Linked DNA regions of Homo sapiens: region 2 is linked to region 1. The links are chromatin contacts, found by Hi-C or POLR2A ChIA-PET in ENCODE. All regions are on one chromosome and are shown on one strand. Each heading gives the region's core, a stretch centred on a gene start or an enhancer-like site at or near the end of the contact. The rest is flanking DNA. Distances are from core to core; before and after follow the strand shown. Region 1 overlaps LOC105376161 (a long non-coding RNA gene). Region 2 has its middle 150 kb from the start of ERCC6L2.

What was found. A loop is a pair of places that touch in the nucleus more often than their neighbours do. ChIA-PET counts read pairs that join two places held with the same protein, here RNA polymerase II (POLR2A). Pooled maps may share reads with other maps.
Region 2: a map of IMR-90 shows a loop between it and region 1 (2.8-fold over the local background). The contact joins two enhancer-like sites. A Hi-C loop is called at or near these places in 3 of 168 maps with a recorded cell type or tissue (CD8-positive, alpha-beta T cell, IMR-90 and psoas muscle), 2 of 37 single-sample maps with no recorded cell type and 3 of 50 pooled maps. POLR2A ChIA-PET finds 5 or more read pairs at or near these places in 5 of 52 experiments (AG04449, HepG2, OCI-LY7 and 2 more).

Annotation. Positions count from the first base shown.
Region 1 is chr9:95,771,305-95,774,539 of GRCh38, forward strand. The region is part of intron 2 of LOC105376161 (a long non-coding RNA gene); the gene reads left to right. Among named protein-coding and RNA genes, the nearest start is that of ERCC6L2, 100 kb to the right of the region's middle. RefSeq lists enhancers at 1,199-1,368, 1,290-2,247. Within about 2 kb of position 1,335, at least 11 of the 41 ENCODE cell types and tissues checked have a DNase peak (open chromatin) inside an H3K27ac peak, as active enhancers do.
Region 2 is chr9:95,723,248-95,726,651 of GRCh38, forward strand. No RefSeq gene overlaps it. Among named protein-coding and RNA genes, the nearest start is that of ERCC6L2, 150 kb to the right of the region's middle. RefSeq lists an enhancer at 1,238-1,337. Within about 2 kb of position 1,429, at least 3 of the 41 ENCODE cell types and tissues checked have a DNase peak (open chromatin) inside an H3K27ac peak, as active enhancers do.

The DNA.
Region 1 (3,235 bases), core at 85-2,584:
CTAATAATTCCACAACTGCAATTTAGTGTCTTTCTTGGTAGCATCTTATACTTCTATTAAAGTTGGGATTAATATTGAATAATCAGTGTTGCAATTGGAATCATTAAAAATGTGATATTAACTTTATTTTAGTATTATTCAAATACTCAGTTTGGTGTGCTGCTTCTCTCCCTGAATTGTATACAGTGTTCGCCATGACATCGTTTGCTTCTGAGACTTTCTTAAAACCCAGCTTCTCCCTTCATTCTCAGCTGGAGAATAAACCAGCAGGCGGCACACAACGGGTTAATGTCTACCAATTGCGTTAATACCCATCTAAAGGCCCGGCGGCCTCCCCAGCAAAACCGAGATTTTGCAATGTTTGCCATGCGTTTGCTTCATGTTGAGAGATGGGCTGAATGGAGGTTTCTTTGTGTTTGCGCGTATTTGTGTGTGTGAGTGTGTGTGTGTTCCCCGCAGTCTCCGTGGGTGGCCTCCTGCGGGTGAATGCGCAGTGTTCCCACTGTTGCTTATCCTGCAGGCTTTCCAAACCTCCCTCCTGCCGACAGACAGCCAGGGGAAACACATCTCTCCAAAGAGAAACCCAAAGAAGCTGCAGAAGAGATTTCTTAGTCTGTTCCTATTCAGGGAAGGTGAGGGAGCCCTCATTCTTAAAGGTCTCTTTTAAAAGCCCTGTTTCTTTTTGCACACATAGTTTTGGAAGGTGCCCAAAAGACTGTCCAGAGTGTCCCAGCCTTCTCCGACAGTGCCGGGAAACAAGAGGTGGCTGCTGCCGTTTGCAAGTATGGATGAAGGCCTGAGTGGTCCCGGGCATTCAGGGCCAGGAAGGCAGGAGGGGAGGGGCTGGGAGGAGGGGGCGCTTTGCAGGGCCCGTGTACCTGGGCTGGACACTAGGCCACAGGAGGGGCAGGAGACAGTGGAATTATTGTCTGCCATTCACCAGAGTCTATCATCTCACTTGGTTTCCCCCTACAAGAAGAACTCTCTCTCTCTCTCTACACACACACACACACACACACACACACACACACCATGCCCCCCGCCACCACCACCACGCACACAGACGCAGGTTCCTGGAACTGTTTCCCCCAGTTCTCTGCCTCAGACATCTTCACCCCATGTCCTGCCCTGATCTGGTGTTCTGGGCATGGCTCCTTTTATTGCTTTTTAAAAGGAGTCTGTGGTTTTATGAGGGCTGTTTGGCCGGCAGAGGTTGGGCTAGGCCGGGTTTTCGATGCCTGTGGCCCTGTCAGCCCAGGGAAGAGGCCGCTGAAGCTGAGCAGCTGCTCCTGAAAACAGCCCGGGACAGCTCTTCCCAGCCTCCGCCCGCTGCACTGAGCACTCCACTCTCTCTGCCCTCCGGCTGCTAGCTCCGATGGCAGCCCCCGGCCTCTCAGTAATCCTCAGCAACTCAAGCTTTCGCTGGAGTCCTCGGCAGGTGGGCGGCTGTAAAATCTTTTTGTTTGCTGCTTTGTCATCCTCTTCCCATCCCCGACCGGCAGTACCCATGGTCCAGGAAATAAACACCCAGTACAAAAACTCCCTGTTCGTATCTGGTAAATTTTCAACTAAAAAGTTCAGCGTTCAGGTGAGTGGGCTCGAGATCCAGCCGGTTTGAAGAGAGAGGAATAAAGGACAGGGTGTTGGGCGTGGGACTGGCACCCGCTGAAACCCTCATCCTGTGGGTGCCCGGTGTGGGTCCCCGCTGGCGTCACAACGTGCAGCCCACCTGCTCTGCCAGCTTCCGCGACCTTGATCTCAGCCAATCCTGTTTTGGGCCCCATCACAGTCTTTCTGTCTGTGGAGCTGGGCAAGCAGGAGGTTTCTCAGGGCCCAAGATGGTTTTTCAGATGTGAATATTGGCCAACTCCCGAAGTTGCTAGAAAAATGTAGGCAGCTTGGCCACCGAAGTAAAAGCCATCGATGGCATTTTTCCCAGCCTCAGCTGAATTCAAACCACTAAACTCTTGTGGTTTATTTTTTTTACAGCTTTCTTAGCTAACAGGACTGGATGCCTTTAAAAAACTTTTCAAAATAATATTTTGGAACCTAGCATTATTTGGTTTTCCCTCTGTAAAGGCTAATCTATCATAATTTCCCCATAGCTTGCTTTGCGGAAGAGGGTGGGTGAGGGACAAAGGAAAGGTAACATGCTAACCAAGACAAGCGTAGTGTGAAGGAAGGGCGGGCCCTGTTCGGCCTCTGCCCAGCAGAGTCACAAGCTTTGTGGGCCTCAGTGTCCTCCTCTGGAGAACAGGAAGAATAATACGACAGCCCAACTACCTTACAAGACAGTTCTGTGATTAGGCTGATGTTCGTCAGAACATTTAGTCACCGTAAAATGCTACACAATGTGAATTATTGTGCTTTAACAAATAATTTGAAAGCAGTATAAAGTGCTTCTAGACTTGCAGATATCAAGAAAGCTGGATATCTGGGTTATTCATTCTCGGTTGGCAAAAGGTGGTCCCTGCATGATCAGCCCTACGGGCCCCACATATTCTTTTAAGGGCTCAGGCTTTTGGAAGGCTTCTCAGTGCAGCAAGCATGAATAGTAAGGGCTACGCTGCGCTCTTTACTTACTTGTTTTTGCCTTAAACCATCACAGTTACCACAAGGGTTAAGGATGCAGGTAGCATTGCAGACAGACTGACAGAGCTTTGTGTTCTGGCTTGGCCAATTAGCTTAGCTTCTCTGAGCCCAGTTTCCTCATCTGTAAAACAGGTATAACAACAACAACAACAACAACAATAATAGTAATCAGCTGATACAATTCTTGTGAGATTAAAAGACAACATTCACAAATTGCTTACCAGTATGATATCTTGCACATTGATTAAATGAATGTAAGATAATGATGTTGATAATTATTTTAAGGAATTTGAGGGAGAAAATTCCCACCTACGAGTTCCTGTGCACCTAGTGGTGGGACTTTCTCTTGGTCATGCATTCATTTGACAAGCATTTACTGAATACCTTCTGTGAGCTCTTAGGAGATCAGAATATGCCATCCTCAAATACGAAGGATTGTTCAGCTGAAGACGATTAAGAAGCAGATGCAGGAACCCTTTAGACTTCCCTCTATTTGCCTAAAAGCAGGACATAGATTTACAGAGACAAAGAGTATTCCTGCCCAGGAGAGCAAAGGTTAACCAATGAAGACTGCTTTAGACTCTCATCAGCCTGGAGGTGATACAGAGGACTCTACTTCACCAGCTGTCTAGCCAGCCTTTGT
Region 2 (3,404 bases), core at 179-2,678, 48 kb before region 1:
TGAAACTGGGTTTATAGCTGAAACCTCAAGTTCAGTTGTCTTAACATCACATAAATAACAACAAACAAATGTGAATGAAACGAGCTTTTCAAAAAGTTAAAGGCCAGGCACGGTGGCTCACGCCTGTAATCTCAATACTTTGGGAGGCCGAGGCGGGTGGATCACCTGAGGTTAGGAGTTTGAGACCAGCCTGGTCAATATGGTGAAACTCTGTCTCTACTAAAAATACAAAAATTAGCTGGGTGTGGCAGCAGGCACCTGTAATCCCAGCTACTCGGCAGGCTGAGGCAGGAGAATCGCTTGAACCTGGGAGGTGGAGGTTGCAGTGAGCCGAGATCACGCCACTGCACTCCAGCCTGGATGACAGAGCGAGACTCCATCTCAAAAAAAAAGTTAAAAACATGACTCTCAAAGATATAGAAATCATATCCATGTCAAAATTGTATGTGACTCATTAATTGATGAGGGAACCAGTAAAATGTTAAGACTGGTTCAAAAGAGAATTTGAAGAACAGATGTAAACACTGGAGACTACTAGAGGCGGGAGAGAGGGAGTGGGGCAAGGACTGAAAAACTGCCTATGGGGTACTATGCTCACTACCTGGGTGATGGGACCATTCACACCCCAAACCTCAGTGTCATGCAATATACCCATGTAACAAACCTGCATGTGTACCCCTGAATCTAAAATAAAAGTTGAAATTATTGAAAGAAACAGATTTATATGGTCAGTCAAAAGAATGCTGAAATAAACTTGCCAACAAATGTAAACTGATTAACATTCTAGACAGTAATAAACTGTAATGTTTGGGGGTTAGCTTTTCTATTAGATGAAAATAAATTTAATCTCTACCAGGTCAAATCCGTTTGCATTGTAATGAGCTGGAATCATTTCCATGATTCTCTGACAAGAATTACTTTATGTTGCTATTGGTTTTTTACCAGTTAACTTCTACCCCTACAGCACTGCCAATAGAAAGTCAAAAGTACACGCCCAGAAACATTGCACTAATAAAACATCCCATATCCCCCCTCCTTTAAAACACATTGTATACAGTGCATTAACTCTAAAAAGATCAGAGCACTTATTTATTGCCAAGGATTTTATGACCATATGATCATCCCAAGGATGTTTAGAAACTAGCATTCCGCCACCGTACTGAGATTGAAAAGAAGCGTTCACATATGACTATGAGCTAGAAATTAGCACCCAAACCAGGCTAACCTACAACCTATAATTAATTGTTCTCATGGCTCCAACAAGAAAGATCACTGCTCTTTGAACTACTGCTCTTTTATCTTTATTTCCACTACAAACCCAGACTTTAAGTTTCCAGCCACATAAAGCAAAGCCTTCTTCATACTGCCTTAAATTCTGTAGTAGTATAAATATAGCATTCAGTGACCTGCTTTCTTTATGACTAGCAACCTTTGTCAAACACTGGTGAGAGAGTGAGAAATAGAGTAAGTCTTGGGCTTGTGGCAGGAAGCGGTGTCTAAAGATGCCACTTCCTGGACAGGAGGATCAAAGCAAAAGTAAAGGGAAATAAAGATAAAAGAGCAGTAGTTCAAAGAGCAGTGAACGCTTCTTTCACTCTGGGCACCATCTGCCCAAAGGAAAGCCGAGTGAGGTACAACCAGAATCCGATATTAGGATGTCTCAACAGGAAACCCCAGACTGTGAGCAGAAGAACATAACAGCCAGAGTTCATAGGTGTATCAGACAGGGCTCAGAGAAGCAGACTCACTATGAATATTTTAGAACTAAACATTTAATATAGATATTAGACCTTGTGGGCAAAGATGGGGAAGGAAGCAAGCGCCTGAAAATGGGCGTTTAATATTTGGAGAAAAGTCATTAGGCAGCCCTGGTGCTGGTGACTGAGTCAGAGTTTGCAGGAAGTCTTGAATCGAAGCACATGGAGCATCTGCACTGAGAAGTTGACAAGGGGTTGATATCAGTCCAAAGGTCATTGGCTCTTTGAAGCTACTGCCTGTGTCAGGCCACAGCAGTGCCTCTGGTGGGGGGCTGGCATTACCATTGGGCAGCAGCGCTGCTGGTTGGAAGGACAGCTGGGTATGGAGTGGGAAGGGGTGAGGACACACTGGAACTCTCTAGCACTTCTGGCCCCACACTCAACAATGACCTTCAGGACATAGTGGCTGTGGTTTCTCTTCTGCCTCCTAAATATCATGCAGAGTCACTTTTGCCAACTCGAACCTAGAACCACATAGGTTGACAATGGAATAATCCAGCCCCCAGTGGGGCAAACCCAAAATCATTTGGTGGAAAAGGCATAAATGCCAGACAACATGGTGTTTTCAATAACCAAACGTTCCCCTGGAAAATGCTTATGGTAGATGGACTCCCTTTGAAGAGCACAGACCCCACCACTAAAGACACACTGCCAAGAGTCGTGAAGAGCCCAGCGGGGATGTATATGGAAGCTGTCTGTAACCTGCCCACTAATTGAAGGAATGGGTGTTATGTGTCCATCAACATGGGGTAGTAATTTGGACCACTTGAGCCAGCGCATTAATGGTCCGATGTGAATGATCACTGTGACCAATTCACCAGTTCTCTGCTTGATAAGGAAAGCATGGAAGACAATCAGGTCACCATTTTGTTGTTTTATTTTCAAGTTCCCACTTCTACATGAGTGCAAAGTTCTCCTTGTACCTTCTCTTCTTTTTTCCTCTAATTTATCCTTCCCCTTCTTTTATTCCTGCTTTTCCTCCTGCACATTGCTACATTTATCCATAGAGCACAAAATGGTGGATGGGTTGACGGATAAGACCAGAGTTGAAAAGAATGGGAATCAATTTTACGGTGCAGCATAACACAGCACGCAGAGAAACGGATGGAGGATCAGGGGGCTTGGGTGCTGCTCTAAGAATGACTGGGGGTGAGATACTGAGATATTTCACAGCCCTGAGGCTCCGTAGATCATATTTCCCCAGGAGTCCAAAAAAAGTGTGTGTGTTTTCTATGAGAGAATAACTCGAGGAATTTACAAGGCACCTGAATAAAAGTCCTGAGATGTCCTGCAGTAAAAAAACAAACTTTCCAACTTTGTTCAATCCAGTGTTTCTCAAACTAGTTTGACTCTGGAACCCTTATTTGTAACTTCTAGTAATATTCTACAGGTGAAACACACTTTGGGTAGTGTTCTAAATGATGTCTAGGGTAGTTCTTTCACCTCTACAATGCCCTGAATTTTTCCACTTTTCTTACAAAACTCAAACCCCAATATAAATTGAAAGTCCAGTTGAACCCTGAGCAGCCTGCAACAAGGAAACATCACTTTTTTTTTCTTTTTTTAGCTAAAGCTTTCTCAATGAGGGCTAGTCCGAGAGGAAGCACATGAGGTATACTTAGTAACATGAGTAATAGCCCATCTTGA